7 separate regions of the Mus musculus genome follow, and all the other regions are linked to region 6. Evidence: chromatin loops called from intact Hi-C (ENCODE). Cell type or tissue: heart. All regions are shown on one strand. Region 1 holds the start of G3bp2 (GTPase activating protein (SH3 domain) binding protein 2). Region 2 holds the start of Cdkl2 (cyclin-dependent kinase-like 2 (CDC2-related kinase)). Region 3 holds the start of Ccng2 (cyclin G2). Region 4 holds the start of Scarb2 (scavenger receptor class B, member 2). Region 5 holds the start of Uso1 (USO1 vesicle docking factor). Region 6 holds the start of Rchy1 (ring finger and CHY zinc finger domain containing 1). Region 7 has its middle 20 kb from the start of Uso1.

Evidence for each region. Peaks named below come from ENCODE experiments on the same cell type or tissue, not always from the same donor. Only the 100,000 strongest peaks of a DNase experiment are listed, where the experiment ranks them.
Region 1: it touches region 6 in a loop (5-fold over the local background); 4 of 42 quality-filtered maps call a loop at or near these places.
Region 2: a loop joins it to region 6, with 5 times the contacts of the local background. A loop is called at or near these places in 13 of 42 quality-filtered maps.
Region 3: it touches region 6 in a loop (4-fold over the local background); 4 of 42 quality-filtered maps call a loop at or near these places.
Region 4: a loop joins it to region 6, with 4 times the contacts of the local background. A loop is called at or near these places in 3 of 42 quality-filtered maps.
Region 5: it touches region 6 in a loop (4-fold over the local background); 8 of 42 quality-filtered maps call a loop at or near these places.
Region 7: a loop joins it to region 6, with 5 times the contacts of the local background. A loop is called at or near these places in 11 of 42 quality-filtered maps.

What each region holds. Positions count from the first base shown.
Region 1 is chr5:92,082,263-92,086,262 of GRCm38, forward strand. G3bp2 (GTPase activating protein (SH3 domain) binding protein 2) reads right to left here and starts at 1,482. Exons shown (of 11, transcript NM_001080795.2): 1 at 1,267-1,482. Gm46933 reads left to right here. Exons shown (of 2, transcript XM_017321256.1): 2 at 610-1,903. The coding sequence ends at 1,311. In heart, no CTCF peak of the experiment used is centred here; DNase peaks (open chromatin) are centred at 869 and 1,519; H3K4me3 peaks cover 2,314 bases; H3K27ac peaks cover 2,263 bases.
Region 2 is chr5:92,040,826-92,044,825 of GRCm38, forward strand. Cdkl2 (cyclin-dependent kinase-like 2 (CDC2-related kinase)) reads right to left here and starts at 2,217. Exons shown (of 14, transcript NM_016912.2): 1 at 1,974-2,217. In heart, a CTCF peak has its summit at 2,140; a DNase peak (open chromatin) is centred at 1,926; H3K4me3 peaks cover 1,694 bases; H3K27ac peaks cover 985 bases; H3K27me3 peaks cover 296 bases.
Region 3 is chr5:93,266,713-93,270,712 of GRCm38, forward strand. Ccng2 (cyclin G2) reads left to right here and starts at 861. Exons shown (of 8, transcript NM_007635.4): 1 at 861-1,085; 2 at 1,910-2,047; 3 at 2,553-2,690. The coding sequence starts at 1,910. In heart, CTCF peaks have their summits at 806 and 1,836; DNase peaks (open chromatin) are centred at 429, 829, 1,399 and 1,799; H3K4me3 peaks cover 3,253 bases; H3K27ac peaks cover 2,425 bases.
Region 4 is chr5:92,503,634-92,507,633 of GRCm38, forward strand. Scarb2 (scavenger receptor class B, member 2) reads right to left here and starts at 2,024. Exons shown (of 12, transcript NM_007644.4): 1 at 1,559-2,024. The coding sequence starts at 1,675. In heart, CTCF peaks have their summits at 2,095 and 3,003 (motif pointing left); DNase peaks (open chromatin) are centred at 18, 1,228, 1,998 and 2,818; H3K4me3 peaks cover 2,759 bases; H3K27ac peaks cover 2,288 bases.
Region 5 is chr5:92,135,563-92,139,562 of GRCm38, forward strand. Uso1 (USO1 vesicle docking factor) reads left to right here and starts at 2,376. Exons shown (of 24, transcript NM_019490.1): 1 at 2,376-2,601. The coding sequence starts at 2,536. It also overlaps a transcript of G3bp2 not described here. In heart, CTCF peaks have their summits at 1,850 and 2,727; a DNase peak (open chromatin) is centred at 2,209; H3K4me3 peaks cover 3,047 bases; H3K27ac peaks cover 1,408 bases.
Region 6 is chr5:91,960,968-91,964,967 of GRCm38, forward strand. Rchy1 (ring finger and CHY zinc finger domain containing 1) reads right to left here and starts at 2,101. Exons shown (of 9, transcript NM_026557.4): 1 at 1,663-2,101. The coding sequence starts at 1,752. It also overlaps the pseudogene Thap6. In heart, no CTCF peak of the experiment used is centred here; a DNase peak (open chromatin) is centred at 1,884; H3K4me3 peaks cover 3,170 bases; H3K27ac peaks cover 2,708 bases.
Region 7 is chr5:92,115,601-92,119,600 of GRCm38, forward strand. It overlaps a transcript of G3bp2 not described here. Among named protein-coding and RNA genes, the nearest start is that of Uso1, 20 kb to the right of the region's middle. In heart, a CTCF peak has its summit at 2,493; a DNase peak (open chromatin) is centred at 2,401.

The DNA.
Region 1 (4,000 bases), 120 kb after region 6:
CTAAATCAAGTGTTTACTCAAAGTTTGGTTCACATGCCTAGGGCTACAATAACTGCCAAATATGGAATTGGGACAAGAAATTACTATCCTCACTTAGAATTAGTGCATCCTTTTAAACTGCAGCTAATGGTTCCCCTGCCTAGGTACTTGGAACAAGCGAGGTATAGTGTCTAGAATCTAAAAACCAGAAACCTTAAGCTAATCAACTGCACAACAATCACACCCGGAGAGAAGGGGGCAATTTTCCTTGATTCAGATTTGCTGCACGTGTTTTGTTTTTAAGAAGCAAAAGGCATCTCCTCAATGTTTTTTGTGCTTTGGTTTAAAACTAGTTATATCTTGGGAGTAGAAATTGTGAACACGACCCTACAGCCCCCCCCCCCCCCCAAAGCACCACAGGGGTACCTAAATAAATCTGCCCTTAGAGACGCAGGAAAACCTCAATCAGACTCCACTAACGAAATCCACACCATTTAGGGAAACTTACGTTCTTCTCCCCTTGTCCTACCCCAAAGAATAGCAGGGGGAGAAAAGCCCATTCCCAAAGCACTGAAACGTCCTTTTTATTCCTGGGTAACAGGAGAGATTGTCTGCAGAAAAAGGACGTAGGAGACGCACGTTACAGTCCCAGTATCCGAACACGTTCGGGATAATCCGGGGAGGGCGGGGGGAAACGCCGAGCACCCGGCAAGTGGAGCGGCGGCCACCTTCAACCCCGGATTCAGTTTCCGGGCACAGAAATGGTGCCCGGAGGCCGCTACTTTCGCATCTGCGTTGCTTCTGCCTCCGCCGACACGGCCTCCTTCCCCTCCCCCACGGGCGGGGCGACGACCGGGAACTAGGGCCGCCGGCGAGCGGAGGAACCAGGCGGGTGGGCTTCCTACCCTGAAACCGCCTCTGCAGGAGCCCACTGCCCCGCTTCGCGGCTTGGCGCCCGTTGGCGCGCTCTGGGAGCTGGCGGCGGACAGGGTACCCCCGGGCTGCTTCATCCTAGCAATCCCCAGCCCCACCTGTGCCCTCCTCTGCACCACGCGCGCAGGTCATCCTCCTCCCCACGCAGCCTTCCGCTCACCTTGCAGGAAAGGCTCGGCTCTGCACGCACGCACGCACTCTTGCTGGCGTAGGCAGCCGGCGAGAACAATGTTTCCGCCGCACCAACCCCGACACCAAGCGCACACACCGGACGGTTGCCGCGAGCCGCGGAGCGGAGGGAAATGTCCCCTGCCGACCACCACACCGACCGCCCCTCTCGGCCCCCGTACACACCTCCAACCAACAGCGGCGGCGGGCACGTCGCGCGGAGGTCAGTAGTGTCGCGGGATCGGCCGCAGCAGATTCTCCTCCCTCGAAGCAACCCGAGGCTTCGGAATCCGGAGAGCCGCGAGCTCGGGGCCCCTCACAGCCACCTCTTCCCGAGAGCCTAGAGCTGCAACGAGCTCCAAGAACACGGACGTCCCGCCCCCTTTGCCGCCGCCCCCTCTTATTGTTTTACCCCTGCGGAAAGGGCTAGGGAACCCCCCAGCACAGCGCCAGCCAATCAGGCATCAGTTTGGAGAGCTAGACCCAACCTTCTCGCGTCCCACTGCGGAGCACGCGCAGAACGGCGCCGCGCTCGCTCGCTCGCTCGCTCGGGCGTCCGGAAAGCCAGGGAACCGGAACCGGCCTAAAGTCGGGGCGAGAGCCCGCTGATTTGACGTCACAAGGAAGCTGCCTTTCTCTTGCAGTGATGCTGAAGCCTCCCTGTCCTCTCAGGTGGCGCGAACAAAAAAGATGGCTCGCCGCTAACCAGTGGCTTTTACAAACGGTTATTCCTGGAGCCTTTATTCGTGATAAGAGGGAGCAAATTTAGTAATGGTCCTGGTTGCTGCGTTATCGGAGCATTAAAATGCAGTTTTGAACTCTGCACAGTGAGCTCACCTGTATTGCTTAATTAGCCTGTTTTAGGAAATGGAGGTTTAAAAGTCTTTCTCATCAATGTCAAACAGCTAGTTTTAAATAAGGGTGCCGAGCTATGGAGTATGGGGAAAGTATGACATAGGCTGTATGGGCTTGGGGCTTTTGTATGGCCTTGGTGGCTTCATCCTTAAATGGAACTTACTGGAACAAAGGCTGAAAGGCTTAAAATTTAAAAAAGAAAAAAAAAGCCACTTATAAATCTATGCCACTGGGACTTAGTTATGGAAACAACACTGCTTCATGAACCTTGATTCATGGGGAAAAAAAAGCCTTTGTAGACCAAATGTTACTTTGCCACTAATAGCAATGTTTTCAATTTCAAGATAGCAGAAGAAACTGGGAATGAAGCTATGAAACGGTGAAAGGAACGGAAGGGCAATTGAGAGGAATAGAACACATTTTAATCAAGCAAAATGCAGGATTAAATACATCCTCAGTTTTCCCTCACAGTAGAGATTTCCTAGAAGAAGAAAAAAAAAAGGTTCACAAAAGGCAATGCTGATTGGTACTTGAGCCTCCAAAATCTACACTGGCATTATTTTGGATTGCTTAATAATTTTTATATGCAAAATATATAGGCAGACCATCATTTATTAAATGACTCTGAGATGGTTTTTCTTAATGCATTACTTCTGCAGATTACCTTTTAAGTACAGTGTTTATAGACCAGATACGCTACTGGTATTTTATAAAAGTCACTTATGTCTCACAAAAACCCACTTACGTAATTACCTATTTGAATGCACACTTTACAGATGAGGAAAGTGAGACTTACGAGACGGTTTACCCTAAGGACACGCTCGTATTACTCATCTCAGCCAGGCTCGGGGCTACATACCTCTAATCCCAGCACCTGGGAAGCAGAGGCAGGAAGATCACAAGGTCTAGGCTGACCTGGTCTACGAAGCAGATTCTAAGTCAGCCAGGGGTACATAAGGAGACTCTCTCGATAATACTCAAACAAACAAGGACTACTCATGTTAACACAAGCACTCTGCATCCATACCCCACACCCCTAATTGTAAACGACAGAATGCTGCTACTATTGACTGCTAAAATTTCAACTGTTTCCAATCACATCGAATGCTTCTGGTTTGTTTTGGATATTTCAAGACCAAGTTTCTCAGTGTGGCTCTGGCTATCTTGGAAGTCACTCTGTAGACCAGACGGGTCATGTGTGATACCATGCTGGGCTCCATGCAGTGTTTTTGTAAGTATTCTTCATCCTGTAACCTGAGATAAGGTGTGTCTCCAGGCCTTGCTGTGCATGGGATCAGATCGGGGTTTGTTAAAACTCCCCTCAGCGTTTGTGATTCTGCAGATGTGTGCTGAGGGCTGAGAACAGGCACATCCCACAAGTACCAAGGGATCATAGAGCTGCTCTGGGAAACCATTCTACCACCCCTAAGACAGAGGGCAGCAAATGTCACTGAAGGAACAGCAAGTATCTTCTTCAATCTCCTCCTTTTATAATCCTTCAAAGCATAAGAATAATTCTAAGCTTAGCCCCAGGACTAACAAAAGCAGGCCTCAGGCAATCCCTGCCACTAAGACATACCAATTAATGTTACTTGTTTAAAAAAAAAAAGAGAGACTCAATTTTAGTAAATTAACTAATTCCCACAAGCAACTAGCATTTCTTATTTCCTAAATGTCTCTCGTCTGTTCTCTGAATACCGTCAGCTTTGCACGGGGTCAGGCTGGTTTCATCTTTCCATGATGAAGTAACAGCCTAGTTAATCTCTCTGCCTTTCAAAATAACCACTGTGAAGCAACCACTGTCCCCATGGACCAAGCAAGGAGGCCAGTGTGAGTGATATTCAGTCAAGTGGCTCAAGCCAAAACCCTGAGTGTGACCCTTGACCTCACCCTTTCTTTTATCAGATCACACAGCCAATTGTCAGTAAGTGTCAGCTCCCTCTATCCGAATTCATTCTGGATTAGACACAGCACTGTTTCTCCTGCTGTAGTAGGTAAAGCCTACCACAAACCTTTGCCACTTTGCTTAATTCCAGTATAGCTCACCCTTCTCACAAAAGCCAGA
Region 2 (4,000 bases), 80 kb after region 6:
TTAGGTATATTTATATTTTAAAATATAAATATTAGGTGATTATACTCAAATGACGACTCACAGTTGAATTTTTAAGAGCCTGACCATACCAAAAAAACAAAAACAAAAACAAAACAAAAAAACCTTATCACAACCTCTTGGAAGGAAAACACTTCTTTCCACTTAATATTAATCGCATATGATATATAGAGCTAACTTACCCAGACAAGAAAAAGTGGTGATGTTTTAGTGGCTTCTAGTATATTCATAGAAAAGGGGGAAAACCAACCAACCAAACAAACAAAAAACATTGACTTTTTATTCTAAAAAATTATGATAATCCAAAGTATATATTACATTTTCAACACTTGTCACCTAAGTGTGTGTGTGTGTGTGTGAGAATCCAAAGTATATATTACATTTTCAACACTTGACACCTAAGTGTGTGTGTGTGTGTGTGTGTGTGTGTGTGTGTGTGTCTGTGTCTGTGTTAACCCAGGGCCTCCAATAAGCTAAGCAGGTGTTCTTTCTACCACTGAAGTACACCATCCAGCAGCCATTATTTGCACAGTGTAAATGGAGATCAACACAGAAAAGAGAAGATGGAGAGAATGAAAAGAATCCTAATTAAAATCAAATTCAAAACTCTTCACTATCTTATTACCACTTTGGGTATTAGATTCTACTTAAAACTATTTACAGTGTCATAGGCACTGACTTCCCATATAGTTCACATTTTAACTTCTTTTTACCTTTAATTACTTTTATAATAAAAAATTTACATTTGGAAAAACCTTCAGTGTGATTCTAACTGGCATAGTTTTTAACCTTCCCTTAAGTATATATTGTAAAGGAGTAAGCTTTAGGCTAGTGAAAATAATACAAATAGCTGGAATCTATAGCCTAGATCGTTTTTAAACATATTGTAATTGGCATCCTAGATATTTAAAGATGCAAAATGAACCAAATAAAAATGACCTTAATCATGTCTAAAAGGTTCTGAAACATATTATAACCTAGTATTATACAAGTGAACTAATCCAAATTTATTTTCCCAACCATGTAGACACACTACATAGAGCACACCTACTTGTTCAAGTGGGACTGTCTAAAATACCTTAAGAATATCATGGCCTAAAATATGCCTTGTTTCCTCAGTAACTTATAACCCATCAGTTTCTTGCCTTCTCACTCTTAAATCTATGGGTAGCACGTGGCATACAAAAAAGAAGTCTGGTGCGATGGCACTATAATAATTTAGGATATGTGCCATACAAGCATACTGTTCAAATACTACCAATGTTCTTTGGTTAAAATCAAACTGAAATTTCTTATACATAAAAGAACGAAATAACTGGGTTTTTACAAAGTATTATACTTACTATTTCTTCCAAACCCTTCACATGGAAAGAGCCAAAGGTTTTCAACTTGGAAACAAATTTAAGGTGATATGCATCTCGCTAGCAGATCTAAAAAGATGCTGACTAGCTAGCACACTAGCAATCCCAGTATTGGGATTTCCTCTGCGGACGCAATTACCGGTCCTAGGTGAAGCAGGCAGGGAGGCAGATTGGCTTCTGCCCTCCGCAAGCTCACACTTCCGAGGACTACGGGCCGCATGCTGCCGTCGTCAAGGCAACGACCTCACTCGGTCCCCAGCCATAGGCAGTCTCCAGAGAGAGAGAAAGGGCCCGAGTCAGAATGCGTCTGCGACAGGCAAAGACACAAGCACCTGTCAAGGACAACAGCTGCAGAGAAACGAACTGAGGAAAACAGAGCACCGCCGGCCGAAAGCCCTCGGGTCGCTCAGCTCAGGGAAGCAGCACCTCGCCAAGTAGCCCTAGGCGAAGGCGTTGGCCACCCTAGCTGCAAGGGGCGGCTCTCACCCGCCTGGTCCCGCCCCGCCTACGGCGGAGCCTCCCTGATCCTGATTGGCTGAGGCCTGTCGTCAGGCGTTGTGATTGGCTCTGTGCCACCCCGCCCCGCCCCTTCACCTGGAGCTCGCAGGTTCGCTCAGCTGACGGCCTCGTCCCCACACCTACGGTCTTAAGTTTGTAGGGACCTTTCTGCCGGCGCCAGGAGACCTCTGCTCTCAGGGGACCGCAGGTTGCCCCAGTGGCCACGAGGAGAGCCAAGGTGACGGTTCGCTGGGACTGAGGAGACCATGAGATTTCCCAGCTTGCCCGCCCGCGGCGCGGCGGGGCGCTGCGGGGCGCGGGCCCCACCCGGGGAGGTTCCGCCCAGCCGCGATTCCTCGCTTCCTTTCGGTTCCGGGCGGTGGACCGGAAGAGCCTAGTAGTTTATTTAGCCGAAATTGGTGGGATGAGATCTGTTGACAGACCTGACAGGAAAAAGGACCCTGGGACGCCAGCCTGGTAGGGAAAGATTTGGGGTGGAGCCCAGAGAGGACCAGAAAGCAAGAAAGGTAGGTGCTGACTGCAAGCGGCGCAAGCTGGAGCTTAAAGCTTGCCTTCAGCTTGAAGACTAGATTAGCCACGACAGGGCAAGATCGGAAGACCATTACCAAGCATATGCTGACGTCGTACGAGAAGCCGGGAAATGCTTTATCCCTCCTTATTAAGGGACTGAGATTGTAAGGCCAAATAGTTTTACTTGTATTCACCTATAGCCACACAATTTGTACTCAACTAAATATGTTTTTTTTTTTAATAGCTCGATCCAGGAAAGTATCCTTGATAACAGACACGTATATGCCTAGCCAGCACCCAGGGGTTATTCTTGCATAGTAAGGTGTAAGAGCAATTGTTTTATAATTTTTCTTAGTTCGGTACTGCATTAATCTCCCGGTGCTCAGTTACCATCATTCACCAAACTGCTTAAAATCGAGTTCCCGAACCTACAATTTTGAGAACCACCTCTGGAAACAGGGTATGGGTTTTTGGTTTTTTTGTTTTGTTTTGTTTTGTTTTGTTTTTTTGGGGGGGGGTTGTTTTTGGATAACCCAAGATGTGAGTTATAATGTAGCAATGAGCTGTGACCAACTTGAAGATAATTCCCATCGCTTTACTCTAGATTGTAACAAACCCCATGAGGTTTAAATAGAAAAATATTTATGAGTGTTCTGCCTGCTTGTATGTCTGTGCACTGTGAGCGTGCTTGGTGCCCACAGAGGTAAAAGAGGGCGTCAAGACCCCCTGGAACTGGAGTTACAGTTGGTTTCTGATTGCCGTGGGTCCTCAGGAAGAGTGACAGGTGTGCTTGGCCACTGAGCCATCTCTCTAGACATTCATGTGAACTTTTATGTACAAACAGGTTTATTAGGGTGGGAACCTCATATTTTACTTTTTTCCAGTTTTACAAAAAATAAACAGTTGAGTAGCAAAATTAGTGGTATACATGGGAACTGAAAGGACAAAGGCTATAAAAATGGTGAACAGGTGTTGCTTGAGAAAATATTTAAAAGTTGGAAATAACTGTAAAGGAACTAGAGGGTAGTCAAGAAGTACAAGTTCCTTTGGGAAATAGGGTAGTTCAGTGATGGCATGCTTGCTTGGACTGCACAAAGCCCTGGGCCCCACATCCAACAATTTATACACTAAGGCATGATGGTTGTGGCACAGCCCTCTAATCTCAGCCCTCGGAGGTAGGGAGCAGGAGTGCCGCAAAGTCAGGTCTCTCTCAGCTACTGACCAAGCTCAAGACCTAGCCTCTGTGAGGCACCATGAAGAAGGGAAGGGGGAGGAAGATTATTCTGTCTGTCATCCGATTACTGAAGAGGAAGGAGATAGATGTTATGTAGAACAACTAGGATTGCTGTTTTCTTCTTGAACCATAAAATAACTGGCAGAGAAAAATGGTAGGGAAGGAGGCAGCATCAGTAATTCCTGAAATACTAAGTGTAAGGGTTTATTAGTCCAGAAGAATTCAAGGAGAGAAAACATGCACATTACCTAGCCTAAATCTTTAGTAAATTTCATTTTTCTATTAAACCATACTGGTCAGCCTGGCACGTAGTGAAAACTTTAGTCCCCAGCAAGCATATGTCTTGAGTTCAAGGCCA
Region 3 (4,000 bases), 1.3 Mb after region 6:
CCGCCCAACTTCAACAAGTCAGCTGTGTAACCAACTAGTTGAATTTAGCTTTTTTTCTTTCCTGAGTCAGATCGATTAAAAAAAAATTATCTCGGTAAGCATCTTGGAATGTTAAGAGCTTGACTGTTTATTGCAAAATACACCGGTGGTACAACTAAGAAGTTCAGGACGCCCTTCTGCACTCCTGGAAACGCTGTTACAGAGTTATGTGACCTCGGATTTTCGGGGTGTGACCAGAGGCGACAGCCTCGGGCCTCGCCTAGACTGAGCTAGAGTTCCTAGGCAGCTGTGGACCCCGGCACGTAACCGAGCACCACAAATGCCACCCACCCAAGCATGCGCAATCCAGACCCCAGAGTTGCTAAGGCCCCGGAAGAAGATAAGAGAGTCGGGATATATTGAGAGCCAATCAGAGGACGCAACAGCCAGTCGGCCAGCCAATCCAGATTCGAGATTAAATCAAGTCCTCAGCAGTCGGCTTGCCCCACCCTTGTCCAATCAGGGAGCCCGCTACTTTGGGCGGACTTTTCAAAACAGCGAAAACAAAACAAATCGGGGGACCTTTAAAAGGTGTGAGGCGTCCAGAAACTGTCTCCTTCCGCTCTCCGATCGGCTCGCTCATCTTTGCTCCCTTCCGGTTCCATTCTGAAATGAGGCTGGAATCCAGATTCCACTCCCTACCATAGATCCTGGCTCCGCAAGGCCAAGAGGAACAGAAGGGGCCAAGAGAGGCTGGGAACTGAGGCTCGGAGCAGGGACTCTTTTTCTCAGATCCACTGGGCGAGCGAGCGAGGATCCCTCCGCGCGCAGTCACGCGCCCCGCCCCTTGGGGGCGTCGCAGACTCAAAACAAAAACAAGGGGTTTGCTCAGCTCCGGAGGCTGCGGCGGAGCCGGGAGGAGGTGGCGGTGCAGGGCGGGCGCTGAGCCCCGCTGAGGAGCAAGATGCAGCCGGGGCTGTGAGGCCGGGCGGCGGCGGGGAGGTCGGATGCGGGTCTCGGGGTGCCGCTGAGGAGGCTGGTCCCTGAGCTCGGAGACGGGTCCGGACGCCCCCGCCGCGCCGGTCCGTGACGCCGGGGCCGACACGGTGAGTGGGCCTCCCGGGTGGCTCTGGGTTTGGTGGCTCCGGGTCTGGATCGCGGTTTGCTTTGATGGTGGAGTCCCCCAGCCGCAGCTGAGGGACTGACAGGGGCTCCAGGGTGTTCTGAGGCTATACGGTGGGTTGACAGCCCCGGGGCTTCGCACCGTTACTGAGCCCAAGTATTAGGCTACTGCTCGCTGCGGGCGTACTGGACTCCCCACTGTCTCCCCAGCATCCCCCAAGCTACTGGGCCGCCCTGTCTCGAGTTGCGGGGCTCGTCAAAGCTGCAGAAGCTGCGGGGGTAGCTTGGAGGTGGGCTCCGCGACGGGCTCCCGGGGCGGGGCTCCGAAGCCGCCTCCTTCCAGTTCTTTGTTCAGTCTCGAGACTCCCCCTCCCTTCTCTCCTATTGTGCAACGCCCCGCCCCAGAACCCGCTTCGGTGGCTTCAGTCTTCCGGTCCCCCGCTTTCCTCTAGGGCCTAGAGTCTAGTTAGAAGTCCCTGCTGTGCTGTCCAGGTGATGCGGACAGTAGGGGACATTACGCTTCTTGGACACTTTTCCTGTACGTCAAACGCTGTCGGCCACAGAGCTGATCAGAACTAGCCCTGGCCAGCGGAGGTGACCGAGATACTGCCCCCCCATGCCACGCCTCCATGTCTTTAGGGGAGGATTCCCCTGAGGCTGGCGGACGTGACCGATCCCCCCCTCACCCGGTTCTGGCTTGCGTGATCTGGGGCGCCCCTAGCTGGAGGGATCGCGGCCAGCTCCTTCTGCTCTCACACCCTACGTATCCGGATTATATTCTTAACCGGCCGCGGTGTATTTGCTGCAGATGAAGGATTTGGGGGCCAAGCACTTGGCAGGTGGCGAAGGGGTTCAGCTTTTCGGATTGTTGAACTTCTACCTGGAACAAGAACAGAGATACCAACCTCGGGAAAAAGGGCTGATCTTGATGGAGGCTACCCCGGAGGTAAATTTGAGAATTGATAGGACTTGGGGGAAGGTGGGAAGGTAACTTTTTGGTTTTCCTCGTACCAAATCAGTACCAAAGGCTAAAAAGTTAAATCCAAAATTGGCCTCACCGTACTAAGAAAAAACGTGAAACGTGAAAGGGTTCTGCTTTTGTTTTTAGTGAATGTGGAAGTTATACCAAGTGTACTGTAGAGGCGTTTCTTCTGGTGGTGGGAAATTCCTAGAGAATATTTCTAATAGGATCTTAGATTGTGTCAGAAAAACCTCATCAAGGAACCCACATTCTGCTGTAACTACCTTGGGTGGGGCAACACTTCACGTTATATTGAGTTGGCTAAAGTTCTGTATTGGATAAATTTTAAAAGTAGTGATTTATCTGAACGTAGTGTGATAGCTTTAGGAGGTCATGTGTACAATGGGGAAAACTAAAGGGAGAGTAGGTTTTGAACCACCTCTATTCCATTCTAAGAAAATAAACTTTGATTCTTGGTTTTTAATTTCAGAATGATAACACTTTGTGTTCAAGACTGAGAAATGCCAAAGTGGAAGATTTAAGAAGTTTAACTAACTTCTTTGGATCTGGCACTGAAACTTTCGTTCTGGCTGTCAATATTTTGGATAGATTCTTGGCCCTTATGAAGGTATTTAATTGCTTTTTATAAAATCCATATTATATTTTATATCTTTATTTTTTGTTAATTTTTATTTTATCTTTTGATACACGGTTTCTCTGTGTAGCTCTGACTGTTGTGGAACTAGTTCTATAGACTCGGCTGGCCTCCAACCTCAGAGTTCTGCTCGCTTCTGCCTCCCACTCCCAAGTGCTAGGGTCAAAAGTGTGTGTTTCCACTTCTGACAAATCAACATGTTTCCAATGGCCAGTGCCCAACACAGTCTCTAACACATACAGGGCTCAATATTTGTCAAATGAAATGTAATAAAGCCTCCTGATTATAAACTTATATTAGTCAAATTGTGATCATTCATACTAGAGAGACTGGAAAACTGTATTTCTGCGTCTTCAATAAGGTTTTGCTGTGCCTCTTAAACATGTCCTCTAGTAAGACATTACAGAGGCAGGCCACTATACTTTAAGTACTCTGTGCGTGCTTCCAGGGGTTCAGGGAGTCAAGAAGAATTAACTAAAATTCACTTTGTGAAAAATACTGTAATATCTGTTACAGGCTCATTTATAAAAGTGCCCAAACTGAGTGAGAGGAAAGAAGCTAGACTTTTTATAAAAATAAAATACTGTGTGTGGTGTGTGTGTGTGTGTGAGAGAGAGAGAGAGTGAGAGAGAGAGATTTTCATTAGTTATCCTGTTTCCCTTGGAGCCTTCGTGGTTTTAACACTGAAGCAGGACAAAGAAGTATAAAATTATGCTAACGTTGATCTGCTCCCTTCTCTGTAAGGCCCTTCAAAGCAGGCAGCCACCGTCTTATTAATAGTCAGCAGCAACCGTTAAAAACATGGAAATTCTCTGGCCAATAGGATCGCTGTCAGCTGCTGGGTCACTTTTTAGGGCCCTGAGAAGAAAAGGGCAGCCATTTGTCCGCAGCAGCAGCTGTACATATGTCCTCCACCCTGCAGGGTTCGTGGGGGTGCTTTTCCTGGGCAAGATTACATCACATAATGGTAGAGTTTCATACAAAAAGAGAAGATGCAGAATAGTTTCCCTTCATCCAGTCAGGAGAGTGTGTGTGGTATGTGTTCAGAGAGTTTTTTTTTTTTTTTTTTTTTTTGAGGGAAGATGTACTATTCTCAGTTTTACTAAGTCAGAAATACAAACTATATTTCAGTGCCAGAAAGCAAGCTTTTAAACCAGTTTTGGGATTTTTTTTAATTTGCATTTAAATTTAATAAATGCTTATATAGCCATTTTTTTTTCTTGTTAAAGAGTTTATGGTGGTCTGAAATGTAAAATGATTGTGGGTAAAGGTGAGTGCATCTA
Region 4 (4,000 bases), 540 kb after region 6:
TGCACCCGCTCTGCAGCTCAGGCCCGGCAGTTCTGTAAGTCTGGTGTTGTGCTATAACTTATCAGTCAGTTTCTTCCCAGGAAGAAAAGCACTTGTGGCCAACAGAAACTCAGGTCCTGGGACGCTACTTCCCAGATAGATACCCCTCCCTGAATAAAAACGAATTCACAAGAATCGGTGTTTATGGCTGAGGTGCTAGGAGAAACCTTTATCTTACCAGATCCCCCCGCCCCAAAAACACCCAGACACATGCACACACACACACACACACACACACACACACTCACACACACAAGTGGATCCACAAATCATATTCTGACTGTTGTATTCCTTACTCACGCTACCAAAGCAAGAGTTTAAAGGGCTTGTTTTTCTCCTTGAACACACACAATCAGGGCAACAATGGTCTTTGAGAAGCTCACACAGTAGGCTTGGTCTTCTCTTGGCAATGCCATCTCATTAAGGCTTGAATAAGGCTTTGCCTTGACACTTAAAAAAAAAATCTTTAATTGCCAGACTCCAAGTAACTGGTTACTACTGCGAATCTCTATTTAGGGACATCATCTATTGGCATTTGGAATAAGGCAACTAATTTTATTAATCTGGAATACAGTGACTCCAAGCAGACTCTCAAGCCTAAGCTTTTGTACCTGGGAGACAGCAACAGAGATCAGCGAGACATTATGCATAAGAATGATGCTAATGAGAAAGGCTACCCCAGTGACTCATTTGTTTAGCTCTTTATTTTTAAAGGAAAAGGTGACCCTAGTAACTCTCTCCAGTTCCTCTTTCCACCGTGCCTGGTGAATGTGGGTGAAAGGGTAAAAGAAAAAAGTGACCAGGGTGGCCCCAGGATGGAGAAGTCTTCCACATGACCAGTTTTCAGGCCCCATCAAACACCCTGGGAGACAGGTCCAAATTCGTTAATTACCCAAGTAATGGCTGATGAGCACAAGTATGAAACAGAGACAGGGCTGTCTGCGAGACACAGAGCCGCTAAGCACTAACTGCAATGGATAAAATGTCACCCATTCCTAAAGCCTAGACTGTTTGCCATCTGCTCTGCCCTGCCCTGCCCTGCCCTGCCCTGCCCTACCCTACCCTACCCTGTCCAGCCCAGGAAGGAGAACACAATAGACCTCTCACCCACTTCTCATCCCCAGGCTCACTCCGTTTCAAAGGCTGCGCGGGCAAGCCTACAAAGCCAGCCTCTTCTGCGGTGCTTTTACGCATTTCTATTTCTTTGTCAAGTGCGAGGGAAACAGGGCTCAACATAGACCGGGTGCGTAGAGGGGTGTGGAGAATTGCTAAGGATAGAACGGAAACGCAAGGCTTTTCTACAAAGTCGAGATCTGTAGACTTACAGGTTATTTAAAAGGAAGAGTCACCTCAAGTCTCCACATCCTGCCAACCCGGGGAGGCAAACAAGAGCTGTGTTCTGCAGGCTCGGCGCCAACGCAACTCTCCCCACACAGGGTCCGCAATGGGAGGGTGGCCTAGAAAGACACCACACACACACACACACACACACACACACACACACACTAGCCTGCCTCACCTTCTCGATCGTCTGGTCTACCGCCTTCTGAAAGACTCGAGCCACTAGCAGCGTGACGCTGGTCACCAGCAGCAGCAGAGACAGCGTCCCCGCCGTGTAGAAGCAGCATCTGCCCATACTGCGCGCAGCTCACCGGCCAGGCCTGGGACCGAACGGCGAGCTGGAACAAGCCTCCGCCAAGGCCGAGCAGCAGCCGCCCAAAGCCCGGGGCCCCTGCGGCTCCCGCACCTTCTCCGTGCGTGTTCAGCCGCTGCCCGCGCAGTGCGCACAGCCCTGGAGTAGATACCGGAATGAGCAGCAGAGCCGGTGCGATCGCGAGTGCCGGGGCCGCCTGGCTTTCGTTTTCTCCGGCTGCTGCAGCCAGGGAGGTGCAGGGAGCGCGCAGAGCGGTGACGCGGGCTGGTGGGGCTCGCCAGCAAGCCGCGGCGGCGGTGATGGTGACGGCTGGCGACTGCGCCGGGAAGCGGGAGGGGCCGGGCGGAGGCCTTCAGTCATGTGCCCTGCAGCGGCCCCTGCGATTCGGCGGGGTTGCGCCTGCATCCTCTCCCTGCAGGCGGCGCGGTCATCCAGGGAACTGAAATCGCCCTTCCCCATTCGCTCTGCCGCTTTCTTTCTCCTTCAGATCTCTGCTGAGGGCCCACGGTGGGCCAAGCATGGGGAACCCCGGCTGGACGCGCGGTTTCCCTTACTCCAGAGGATCTCCCGAGTTCCTTGGAAGATTTAAGTACAATGTAACTAATGCTTTTACAAGGTGCCTGCTGACTTGTGCCTGATTTGTACCTGCAGAGCCTTGTTGGGTTGAACTGGGTCTTCAGGAATAAGTCAGAGTGTGTCCTCAAGAAAGTGAGGAGGAGGCGTTTGCCTCCGCAGACTGAAGGCAAGGGAGTTAACTGTTGAGTAGTCTAGGCCTTATGCTGTAGGGTTTGTGGTGCCAAGCCCTCGGAGATCAGATTTTGAAAGGCTCTGTGTCCTGATAAAGGGCGTTAACAGAGAAGCAAGTCAAGTAGAGCAGGTGTTTGTTGTCTATTTTGTCATCATCAGTTGAATAAGGGTTAGTTCCGTGACTGGCACACACATACAGACACACAAACACGCGGCAGCCCTATTATGAAGCAGAAAGAAGTGCTGTACAGGTTGTAAGAGGAACTGGAGTTGGGATGTGGGGGGTGGGGTGTGATTTCGTTAATGGGAAAAGGCAAGTAGGGAAGCTGGGTGCAAAGTAATACCTACAAGTTCAGCAAAGCCGTGGGGAGAGAGTAGTCCTTGAGGCAAACTGGCATGTCCCCAAATTCTGACATATCTCAGATGTAGACCTGCCTTAAATATCCCTGTTGTGCTTAATCAGCGGACTGGGAGCAACCTTGAGAAGTTAGTCTTTACCAGCTTGGGATAGATTTCAGTCGTGTTCAACAGCTGAGAGGCTCATCAGTCACTAATGCCATCTGCAGGGGAAGATCTGAACTGACATTTTCTTGGCCAGGCCAGTGTCCTTATCATTAAGGAGTCAGCCCACCAGGATGGAAAACACTCAAATAATCGTGACACTGGAGGCAGCCTGTACCATAGAGGGAGACCTTGTCTCAAAAGAGGAAAGAAAACAAGCAAAATAGAAGCACACAAAAGAAGCTCTGTCTTAAAATTGAAAAAATAGATAAAGGAAAAAACCCAGCAGAGTAAAATAAAATCTAAAAGAAAATGGGGGGGGGGAGGTATGTGCAATGAAAAAAATGAATTTAGATGAAAGTTACACTGTTGCTGGTGTACTACATAGTTAGTTAGACTCAGGACAATTGCACCTGCACAGATTTCTCTCTCTCCTCTCCCTCTCCCTCTCCCTCTCCCTCTCCCTCTCCTCCTCCTCCTTCCTCCTCCTCCTCCTCCTCCTCCTCCTCCTCCTCCTCCTCCTCCTCCTCCTCCTCCTCCTCCTCTTCTTCTTCTTCTTCTTCTTCTTCTTCTTCTTCTTCTTCTTCTTCTTCTTCTTCTTCTTCTTCTCCTCGTCATAATTTCCAAACAGTGGTGGTGTCCATGTTATTACTTTGTATTAAGGATTGTAAGTGACCTAAACTAAAGAATAAGGATAGATGCGTGTAGGTTCCATGCACATACCTCTTCTCTCTCTCTCTCTCTCTCTCTCTCTCTCTCTCTCTCTCTCTCTCTCACATTTTCTTTTAGATTTTATTTTACTCTGCTGGTTTTTTTTTCCCTTTATCGATTTTTTCAATTTTAACACAGAGCTTCGTGTAGCCTAGCCTCCATGTTGCTATGTAGGAAGATGATGACCTTGTGATCTTGCTTCTACTTGTCCAGTGCTGACAACATGGGTTTCTGATGTGCTGGGGAATCAAACCCAGGGCCTTTTCTTTTCTTTTCTTTTCTTTTCTTTTCTTTTCTTTTCTTTTTTCCAGACAGGATTTCTCTGTGTAGTCCTGGCTGTCCTGGAAC
Region 5 (4,000 bases), 170 kb after region 6:
TCCCTCAGATCCTTCCTGGGGCATAAATAAGAGTTTATACTTTATCTGCCTCTTTTTAGACCTCAAAACTCAAGTGAGCAGAACAGAACGGAGATTGTGAGACCAGGGAATGTGGTGGGTCACCCTCATCATTTCTGCACTCAACTGGCCGTCCCTTAGTCCTTCCCTCTGCCCTTCCTTCTTTCCATCTCTCAGTCCTTCCTGCCCACAGTCCTGTCCTTCCTGCCCAGGACCCAATGTTAGGGAATAAAACAGGTCAAATGATGGACACCTCCTCGTAAGTCATGACTACTGTGTCCAACAAAGTTTAAAACAAGGTATTTCAACGAGGTTTGTCCCTTAAAACAATTTTGTAACAATGTCAAGGTCCTGTGTTCCATTACCAAACAACAGAGATGTCTCCAAGCCCCCTCAGATCGTACCAGAGCCTCATCCCTTAAGGTAGGACAGTGAGACTTGGGGAAGAGGAGAGGTCAGGCTCAGGGCAAGGTGAGAATGCTAGGTGAGGGTCTTAGCAGGCTTTCCTTGGTCACTGGTGACAATTTAATGGTTACATTTTTTAGGATGCAACAAAATGCCTCCACGGAAAATGTCTAAAGCAAAATGTCAAGCAGAGGACAATAGTGGCACACAGTATTCCTGGCAATAGTATCCCACCATGCTCTGTGTCCAGGCTTACGACCTTGGGACTATCTATCACTACGGCCTGCATGGTGTGTGTTCTGTCATTCACGGGCAGAACAGATCGTCTCTCTTAGCATACTAGTCACATGTTCATTCAACAATTTATTCACCTATCCATCAAAATCACTCCATGATTAGTAAATACACTAGCAACTGATTTACAAATGGCCGGGTCATCAGATTTGGCTTATCAAGTTTGAATTCAGTGTCGGCGGCAAAGTGACAGCGCAAAGAATCTGCATCTTGATTTCAAGGTACTCTCTCCTGAGACGCTGAAGTGGAGGCTTAAGGAACTAGCAGGAATCTGCCCCACAAAGAGGGAAAGGGCATACTAAAGCAAGAGAAACATGTTGAGTATTTGAGGGACACTGGCGCTTCAACCCTAACAGGTGTGTCTGCCAAACTAAGGAGTTTGGATGTCATTATATAAACCGGGGAACCACTGGAGGATTCTAACAAGAGGACTGACATACTTCCTCTTGGGCTCACCCAAGGGTGTACTGTGGGAAGCCAGGGCTGGATGTAGACAAACTAGTTAGGAGCCTACTGCTGTAATCTCAGTGTGGAAGAATCTGAGAAATATTCCTGCACACCATACACTCAACATTGGACAGGTGAAGGAGGAAAGCCGGAGTCTTCGGATTCCTCCTTACAGACTAGGGGATTATTTGGGTAGAGGTACTACTGAGCACGCTAGGGCACACCGTGGAAGCATACTGATTTCTTTTTAGAGGGAGTCTGGGGGAGACATAGGTCTTAATCGTCACATCTGAGACCTATGGGGAATTGAAACCAAGAGAGGCATGAGTCAGTTGGTTTACTAGACTCCCTTTCAGAGTCAAGAAATTTGCAAAACCATGTGTACCTGGCAGCCTCATTTGGAAAGAACAAGTATAGCGATTTGGAAATATGACATTCTGCTTGCTAAAACCATTGAAAACGTAGAAATTAAGAATTAATTTTAAAAAGGGGGGCATTATGCTACCAAAATGACACAATGGAACAATTTATTTCCAACCTCTTATTAGAGATAAACGAAGGGGGTTACTTCTCACACTTGAAAATGAGCGGAGAACCTGGTGTTTAGATCAAGGAATTCTTTTTAGCGGGGCTGAGGAGCAAGAACTTAGAAACGCGCCCTCGAGTGGTAGTGGAATGAGGGGTCTCTAGCACCCCCTTTACCACCAAACAAAGCCCTGGGTAGAAATGCAATTTGCGAGGATCAAAAGGCCACCTCGCTCGTACCGCTTAACCGAAAGAACCATACGAATCTTCCAGGGGACAGGACACCCTTCTCCCCCTTACCTGTCACGCCGGCCAAAGGAAAATTTCACTTTCGACTCAACAAAAATAAACCCTCAGGTTTGACAGCTTGCAGTCCGTCCCGCTCTCGGCGACAAAACACCTACCAGCCGATGCTCCTAGTCTAATCAGAGCCTCGGGAGCCGACTGGGCAGGGCTGCGACCACGTGGGTGACCGCGGCCAGCAGCAGCAAGCAGCGCAAGGAGGAGGAGGGGGCGTGCCCAAGTGGTGGGAGGCCTGCTGGTAGGCGTGGCCTGTGGGGCCGGGCAGGTGGGCGTGGCCTGCGGCCCGGGGCTCCCTCCTCTCCCCTTTTGCCTTCGCCCTTCGAGCCGCCACGTAACGCCACGTCCCCGCGCATGCGCACCGCGGCTGGTGTCCGCGGCTGTTTCCGGGCTCGGGGGGCCGGAGAGGCTGCTGAGTAGGAGGCGGCGGTGGCGGAGGCCGGGGAGTGCGGAGAGCCGGCTCGGGGGCTAGGCCCTACGGGGGGCGGGGGGCGGTCGTGTTTTCTTTGGCAGAGGGGCTGGTGAAGCCGGCGGCTGAGCGACAAGATGAATTTCCTCCGTGGGGTGATGGGGGGTCAGAGTGCCGGACCCCAGCACACTGAAGCCGAGACGGTGAGCGCAGCGTCGCCGGGCCGGGCTGGGGCCGGGCTGGGTGGGTGAGATCGGGGCGTCTACGCCGCTCCCGTCGCCTGCCTTCTTTCCTTCCCCCTGCTCGGACGCGCGAGCTCCCCACGCGGCGGTGCAGCCCGGGCCGTGGTGACAGGAGGGCTTCGGGGACCCGGCACGGCGACGGACCGCGCGGCCCCTCCCTCCTTCCCTTTAACCTGTCGGCCGGCCAGCCTCGGTGCCGGCTGAAACCCGGCTCTACGGGGCTGGAAGGAAGTTAAGACCCAGCTGTTGGCGAAGGCTTGTGGCTAAGAATAAAACGATATTCTTGGGGCACAATGCCACCTGTTCCTGCCCCATCAGCTGTAAGAATGGGCGTTTGCCTAGGGTTGGTGGTTCAGACCCTACTTTTCAGGTTCACCCAAATGTGTCATGGGGCAATACTTACTCCTCTTGCACGCTGTAGTGATCTGCGCGCTAACCACTCTAGGGACTCTTCTGCTCTATTGGTGACATGATTTGTTAATGTTTTTCTTTTTTAATTATTAAGACATGGAAAACCGGCATTTGATTTTATGTTTAGGATACACTTCCTGGGAAGTTTGCAGAGCCAATTGGAAACTGCTGTGGATGGCTTACCTGAGAAAAATGAATTTAGATATACAGAAAAAAAAAAAAACCGCGTGTGACATTTTAAAGACAAACTTTGGGTAGTTGTCATAGCTCTGTTTTGTGGATTCAGAAGGGTCATAAAATAGGACCTGCAAGATAGGATGGAGTCTTTACTAATGAAGAGAGAATTAAAGTAACTTGACCAGAATCTTGGAGCTAGAATTTACTACGGGGGAAACTAAGAAACTAAGCTTTCTGCTAAGCTTAGACTTGATTGCTGATCCCGGGTTTCAGTTGTTAGCTGGCCCTTTTGGAAATAAGATTACCCACATTAATTAAGTTAGGATTACGTTAACTAACGAATGTAGTGTACTAATGTAGTTAGTGTAGTTTACGCATGTAGTTAGTACTGAGGGAGATGGAGGAGGCCTAGGACTGAATCCAGGGCCTGATTACATGGAGGGCAAGCATTCTGCCACTGAGCCAGACTTCCCACCAGGTTACAACGGAGCTGAAGGCTGTCACATGTGTTGTTTTTGAAAATCAGATCTCCTCTTCCCCCAATACCTGGCTTCCCTTGTTCCTCCCCACATGGCAACAAGGCTGCTGTTATTGGAAAGCCAGGGACTTTAGCTCACCACAGTCACAGCCCATCTCTTTAACCTTTCTGTGTTTTGTCTGATGTTTGTCTGTCAGAGACACACAAATTAAGAGCTGGCTTTGAAATGAGACCTTGATTTGAATCCAGGCTTCCAGGCTTGGTTGACTTGGACAGATCTGGGAAGGCTAATGC
Region 6 (4,000 bases):
GCCAAAGCAAAAGCCAGCTGTCACTCCTTATCTTGCTTGCACAGCTACACTTGATCTAGTAGATGACTTACTCCTTGAAACACCTCAGCTGGCCTCTCCTATTAAGAAAGAGGAAGAGGGAACAGAAAAACAATGCTTGGACACTCAGAGAAAAAGATTTTAAGTGTTGTGAAACACAAATTTGGTTGTGCAATTTCTTTGCAGGGGTGGAAGGGGAAGGCCAGGTATTAAATTCAGTTTCATACCACTTTGAAACTGTAAAAATATTTCAGTAGAAATGTAACCAAAAGAATATTTAATTCTTTATACAACATTAGATAATTGACCAGTCTGAAAAAATTCATCCAATGCAATGAATGCTCACCAGGCATGGCCTACAGAAAAGGGTTTAAGTTGCCTTACAGATCTAAGCCTATCACTTAGTCCTAACTTATAAGGTCAGTGACCAGCAGAGCTGATTGTGAAGGTGGCGAAGGAGGAGTTGATGACCACTGTGGGTGCTAGTTAATATATACTCCTAGTCATTTCTGGGGACACACCTCTTAAAACACCACATGTGCACTCTAGCATGCAATCATCACATGGTTTATAAAAGAGGGACTTTCCCTGTTGGCAGAGAAGGCTGAACCTAGAGACTCTCTGGTGAGGCCAGTACTCTAGCAATGACCTATATATACCCCCAGCCCCACCTCCTTTTTTTTTTTTTCTTATTTGCATTAGCATCTCCTGGCTGGTATTCCTTCTGCCTCTGCTTCACAAATAGCTGGAAGTATGCATCTCCTGGAGCTACAGGCCTTTACCACTAAGACCAGCTTCCAAACTTGTATATTTTATATGCAAGCTCTTTAAAAAGTAGCTTGCTCCAAATTACACAGCAAGTTAAGGACAATCTAAACTATGAAGGGAAAGCTATAGGATTCCAAGAGTCAAAGTTTCTTCTCAGTGGGAGGCGACTTCTGAAGACTGAAGCCAAGGCCTTCAGCATTATAAACTCAATTCTAAGGCTGAGTTATAACCCCAGCTCAAATCTCAGGCTTTCTCAACAAAATATTAAAACTGCTTCTTAAAAAAAAAAATCAGGTAAGTCTTAACTGTGTGAGAGTCATTTTTAAAAACTCTAGATGACTAGAACGTCTCAAGCAGGAAAAATGACAGCATATATGTATTAGGCACTCCTCCAATATCCAACTTAATGGCAATCACCCAACTCTCACTTCACACAGACATTTTCTCCTGGACAGGTCTGGGCATATTCCTAGACAAAAAAATGAAGCTGACAAGCCATACTATAAACTTCCTACACGTACAGAAATTATATTCTGATTCTTCCCTTGCTTATGCTTTCATCACTGCATCATACGCACTTGACAGAAATGCCAAGGCCCTTTCACTTCCTCATTCTACTGTCAACCGCAAATGACGGATAAACCCACAAGGGAGGTGAATTTAAGCAAGGGCCAAGTCTTTACAAACAAGAACTTGGCTTGCAGCGGCGATCGAGTACAGAGCTCCTGCTCGCCTTGCCAAAACGTTTCCTGCAAGGAGAGCCCAACTCCAGATGGCAGGTATCCTGACAAGCAGCTCGGTCTGAAGCTTCTGCCCAACCTGCCCTTGCCAGACCCGACCGCAGCTCATCGAGGAGGTACCCTCTAAAGTCGTCACCTTGAGGAGACAAGCTCTGTCATAGTGCTCGCAGCCCCGCGGCCCCTGCGCCAGGTTGCGGACGCCATCTTCCCGCGCCGTCGCCGCCATCTCCTCCTCCTCCTCCTCCACCACCTCCCCCTCACCAGCCACTGAACCTTTCCCCCAGCTTGGAAGCCACGCCTTAAGGAAGCAGAGTCGGTCGGACACCCGCTCCTCCTCGGAGCAGCGGCCACCAGAGTCAGGAAGGGGGGGTCCAATCACGTGATCTGCAGCATCCGGATTTCCGGTCCCTGGTGTAAGGGGTGGAAGCCAAGTGAGACGCTTAGTCCGTCGTCCACGTTAGTCGCTGTCGTCACTGCTAATGGTAGTAAGTCTTAGGTTGGCTCTTTTTCCCCGCCCCGGCATCGCTGCCAGCCCTGATTGCGGGCGAAGGGGACCGCTGCGTCGTCTGGCGGGCGCTGCTGCGAGCCGCCGGCGCCGGTGAGGAGCGGCCCCTCCCGCGGCTGCTCCGAAAGGGGGCGGGGCTCGGCGGCTGCGCGCGCAGGTCCGAGTGCCGGCGGCTGTCCCGGTCTCCTTTTTTCCCTGCGCCCCCTTTAGAAAATATTGTGCTGTCACCCACCCAGGACTTAAGAACGCAAAGTGAAAAACAAGTAGCCACGCCACGCCCCCGTGGAACTCACAAATGGGGAGGGGGAGAACGCCACGGCATTAGATGAGGTCACAACTTCCACACTGGAAGGACAGTCCTGTGTGGTGTCCCTGGGGAAGGAGACGCTCGAGCTGAAAGTTGAATGGCAAACAGTACGCCAGCAGGAGTTAGTGTGTACCAGACCTGTGGGAGAGAAAAATCTGGCCCGTAAGAACATGAGAGAAATAAAGAAGCCTGCAGAGTTTGAATCTCAGACCTCAAGGTGCATAACTTTATGTCCACTCTTACAAAATACCAAGACTTAGAGCATTTTATCAGCAAAACTTCAGGTGTTGGGATCTGGGAGAAGGGAGGCAATTGTCCGGGAGGAGATGCCTTTAGCTTAGCCCTGGAGTTACTAACTCGTTTTAATTCTCTTCCAGTTGTGTTAGGAGTTGCTAAAAACATGGTGAAAGGTTGCTCGGCCATTGGATGTGCCTCTCGCTGTTTACCAAATTCCAAGTTAAAAGGACTGACATTTCATGTGTAAGACTTTGCTGTACTCAAGCCAGATACTTTTAACTTTTTACTAAAAATGATTCTACCAGAGTCTGCAGTTACAAGCTTTTGTTCCCAGTCTTTTTAAAATAACCTTGTTAAATTTGAACTGACAATGGTCCCTTTATAATGTGCAAGTTTCAAGTGCCAAGGAATGAAAGACCAGATAGCACCCCCACCAAAAATAAAATACCCCCACGCACAAATTGTCAGGCTCGTCTTTGCTAATGTTTGCATTCTAACTGTGTTACGGTCTCTACTGTTCATATGTCGATCATCATCTAACTGAGGGCTCTGTTCAAATACCCATACCTTCTTTTTAGAAATAGATGAGGTGGAGTGGTTCACTGTAAACTACATGTTCAGATCAAGGATTATTTAGCTGTGTGAGTTTGAGGATTCTAATTTAGTGTTTAGCCATTCCTGTGACACCCTAGGAAGGGTCTAATAGGATTTAATAAGCATACTTAGGATGTTCGCAGCTTTTGTGAAGCACTGTTATTACTAGGGAAAGATCTAGTTACTTTACTAGGCAGGGAAATAAAAAGAACCTATGTGCTACCATGTCCCAAAACAATATTGAACTAGCTTAGAAATGTTGAGAAGTCTGATTATTGCCTCCTGTATATGTCAAAGTAATTGTAGCTCCAGAACCGTAGACGTGCCAGCTGTTCTCCGCATGAGTTCATAAGGCATTTATAGACCTGCTATGTATGAGTTGCTATACAAGTTATTTTCAGGTTTGACAGAAAGGAGGAAGTATAAGAGGCCCTCCTATTCATTGAAGACAAATTCTAGGTATCACCTCAGAAAGGGAAAGGCCAAAGGTATTCTTCAACCGCTGTAGAGAAAGAAAAACCTTTAATTGCAAATCTTGCTACAGGCTAAATGTCCACTGAAACATTCATATGCTACTATAAAAATTTAAGGGCTGGTGAGATGGCTCAGTGGGTAAGAGCACCCGACTGCTCTTCCAAAGGTCCGGAGTTCAAATCCCAGCAACCACATGGTGGTTCACAACCATCCGTAACGAGATCTGACTCCCTCTTCTGGAGTGTCTGAAGACAGCTACAGTGTACTTACATATAATTAAAAAAAAATTTAAATAAAAGCCATATGTATGAAGAATGATTGGCAGAAAAATCTAGATATTAAAACTGAGCTATGAGG
Region 7 (4,000 bases), 150 kb after region 6:
CCCAAGTGCTGGGATTAAAGGCATGTGCCACCACGCCCAGCTTGGACAACTCTTACACTTGAATGTTAGCAGTCCTAATTCACTTGGGCACTGGGACATTATTAATTATTAAAGATTTACTTATTTATTCTATATAAGTACACTATAGCTGTCTTCAGACACACCAGAAGAGGGCACCAGATCTCATTACAGATGGTTGTGAGCTACCATGTGGTTGCTGGGAATTGAACTAATGACCTCTGGAAGAACAGTCAGTGCTCTTAACTGCTGAGCCATCTCTCCAGCCCCTACATGTTCTTTATTATATATTATGGGCTCAAGATGGACTGAGTTTCAACTCCAAATTCTGCCACTTGCTGCTGAGTGATGCTGTAATAGTGACTCTCTGCAGTATGGTTGTGAGGGTTACTTTATGTATTAGCAATGTTTAGGGTCTAGAACATGTCAAAGATGACCTCTACTGAAAGTCCATGTTAGGTCATGAAGAGCAAACAAGACTTACAAGGACCAATATGCATGCCCGGGAAGAGTAAAGGACCTCAACAATTAGAGTGAATGACAGGGCTGGGGAGGATGGCTCAGTAGGTAAGGCGCCTGCCTGGCTGGCAAGTGTGATGATGTGAGTTCAGATCCCCAGGACCCACAGAAACCTTGGCGCCTGCTCCAGCAGCCCCAGGCCTGGGGTAGAAGTGGTGGAAGGAGAGGTGAAGGAAGAGAAAGAGGAGGAGGAGGAGGAGAGATGTCTAAGCTTCCAAATAGCTCAGGGTTCTATTCCTAGCACCTACAACAGTAGCCCCAAAACATGTGTAATTCCAGTTTCAAGAGATCCACTGGCCTCTTTTGGCCTCTGAGGGCACCAAGCACGAATGCAGTACACAGACAGAAGTGCACAGTAAACACCCATACACATAAAAGTAAAATTAAAATTAGGAAATAAGCAGAGCCGGGCAGTGGTGGCGCACACCTTTAATCCCAGCACTTGGAAGGCAGAGCAAGGCGGATCTCTGAGTTCAAGGGCCAGCCTGGTCTACAGAGTGAGTTCCAGGGCAGCCAGGGCTACACAGAGAAACCCTTTCTCAAAAAACAACCAACCAAACAAACAAACAAACAAAGAAATCAGTAGAAAGCAACAGGTTAAAAGATAACCTAAGTCTACCTTTAGCATGTGTAAACACCCACGCTAATACGTACACACAGACCACACACACAAATAAAGACTTAACAAAAGCCCAGTAACTAAGTATAACTTTTTATTGGAGAAAAATGTAATAAAAGACAGACACAATGATACAGACTCTGATCCCAGAAGAAACAACACATTGACACAGGTTAGATCAAAGAAAGCCATTAGGAAACCGACGAATGAGAAGCCTTTCCTAGCTTCTTTATAAAGATTCATTAGTGTTAGGATTCATTATAAACTAAGGTTTAATGAACCAAGTTTTTAAAACGGAAGATTGGGCCTTAGTCCTGCCAAACATCCGTTAAATCCGAATTTGTTCGGAGCACAACTGAGTTGAGTGAAGGAAGATCTGGGATCCTACACTAAATGCTGAATCTTGAAAATAAAAATGTAAACATTCTAATTTAACGAATTAGCTAATTGAATTTTACTGCGACTACTGGCTGCTTTCCAGCAAGTGTATGAGTGAGATACAAATTTACTTCATAGTAAATTCGAATGTATACGCAAGCCAAGCCTCATTTACTGAGGGGTCAGGACTGCCACAGTTTCCCTGAAAGGAAGAAAGCATCCCTTTCTACTTCAAACCAAAACACTAAAGGCCCTGGAACCCTTGGGAAGGCCGTGAAGACTGTTTCCCGTGCCTTGTCCCTTGGCTGAGTCTTGAGGAATCAGCTATCTACCTGTTATAGACAGTTTTTATCAATTTGACCCAAATTTAGCCATACCCTGCAAAAGAGAAACTCAATTTTAAAATTACTGGCCTGTGAGCATGTCTGTGGGACATTTGCTTAATTGCTAATCCCCGTAGAAGAGCCCAGACCACCAGAGACAGTAACATCTTTGGGCAGGTGGGCTTGGGTTATATAAGAAAGGTATGAACTGAGCAAGCCAGAGGGGAAAGACCAGTACACAGGTTTGTATTTCAGTTCCGGCCTCCAGGTTCTCCTGCCTTGGCTTCCCTCAGAAGTCAAGGTGCTGATTACAGCAATGGAAAAGCAAGCTAGAACACTAGCTATCTCCCTCTCTGGACTTGGTTGAGAAATTTTACGACAGCCCTTAGCAACACGGCTGGCAAATGACTTTTACATGACAGGAATAAAAAGCCAGTCTTCACAAAGTCCAGTAACGGTCAACAAGAGACACTCCTCGCAAGCCGAAGATGAACCTGGCGTGTACAGCAGATGACCAACAGTGACGTCATTCACAGCTGCTCTGGTTCAAGTCTAGCAGCCAGAGCCCAGCACTGTGATTGCTGAGTCTTGCCTTCTGGTCCACATTTAGAGGGGAAACAGTGCCTCCCAGAGGCCAACATGAAAGAGCAGCAGTCAACGTAAGACAAATGGCAGGAGAGGGAACAGACATCTGCCAGAATGGAATCACTTAATATTATGGTCCAGGTTATGCCCTCCATGGGGATGGTCTCCCATCCTAGTACTAACTAAGCCGGAGCCTGCCTAGCTTCCAAGATCATATGTGATTGGGCATGCTCGGGTGGACACAAGCACAGACTGTGGGAATCATTTCTACAAAGTTGAAGCGTGTCGTTTCATTTTTATTTAAAATGTGAAGGTTCCTTTTTACTGTTCACTCTTTCTTTTGTCAGTGTCATCTGTCCCATGGGCTTCCAACCTATTAGTCACAATGTACTGCAGTTCTGTCACCTCACCCTGGATTCGAACTTGAGGAAAAAACAAATCAGCTCTGATGACCTCTGGCTTCAGTTTTAAGCTAAAAGTAGCTGAGGTAGTCTGTATGGGAAAGTAAAAGCAAAGCTGTATTGAACATCTCAGCATATGCTGGCCTTGGGCTAAGTGTGATGCACAGCCTGCTACTTCTCTTTTAAGACAGCTTATATGAATGACAGCTCAAAAGAGCTGGTCTGGGCTAAGCTTTAGGCCACTGGAAAACCCAACTTGAGAGACCAAGAGGGCAGGAAGTCAGTCTCAATCTCTCCTTGTTCCCAAGGGTTCTGGCATGGTCACTTAGCTCTGAGACACTATAGAGACAACTGAGGAAATTCTCTGTCTAGGTGGATCCCTGATCCTACTGGTTAGTTCTCCCATTTCACAAAGATGATAGTTTAGCTGGGAAAGTAAGTGAAGTGAAGATGGTCATTGGAAGCAGCCAATAACTAGAGGCTGAAGTGGAAAAGCAAGGGGGTGGGGAACAGGGTGCAGGCCAGATGGAGAAATCCCCCATCAAACCTTGGTCCTTGTGCTCTGTCACCTGTCACAGTTACTTACTGCCCTTCTTCAATCATTTCCTTCTCCATGAAAAGGGCTGAGGGCTACAGACACAGCTCACTGGTATAGTAATTGCCTGGGATGTGGGAAGCACATGTTTGATCCTCAGTTCCCAGAAAACAACATGTCAAAGATGAAGCCAGACATAGTGGCTCATAATTATCATTCCAGCACTTAGGAAGCTGACACATGAGGATTATCACAATCTTAAGGCCTACAAAAGAATTCCCATCCAGGCTGGACCACAGTGACACCTTGTCTCAAAACACAAAGAAATAGACAGAAAAGGAGAAAGCAGGTAAGTTGGGGCAGCTGAGGGAGGCAGTCTACATGAAGAGCTCAGGACAGAAGTCAGGAGTAACTAGAAATGATACCAATTAGTACTGCATTCACATAAAACTGATGAGTCCAAAACATGTTCACTGTACGATAGATACATCAGATTAGGGCTGGACAGAAGGCTCAGCGGTTAAGAGCACGGACTGCTCTTCCAGAGGTTCTGAGTTCAATTCCCAGCAACCACATGGTGGCTCACAATCATCTATAATGAGATCTGGTGCCCTCTTCTGGT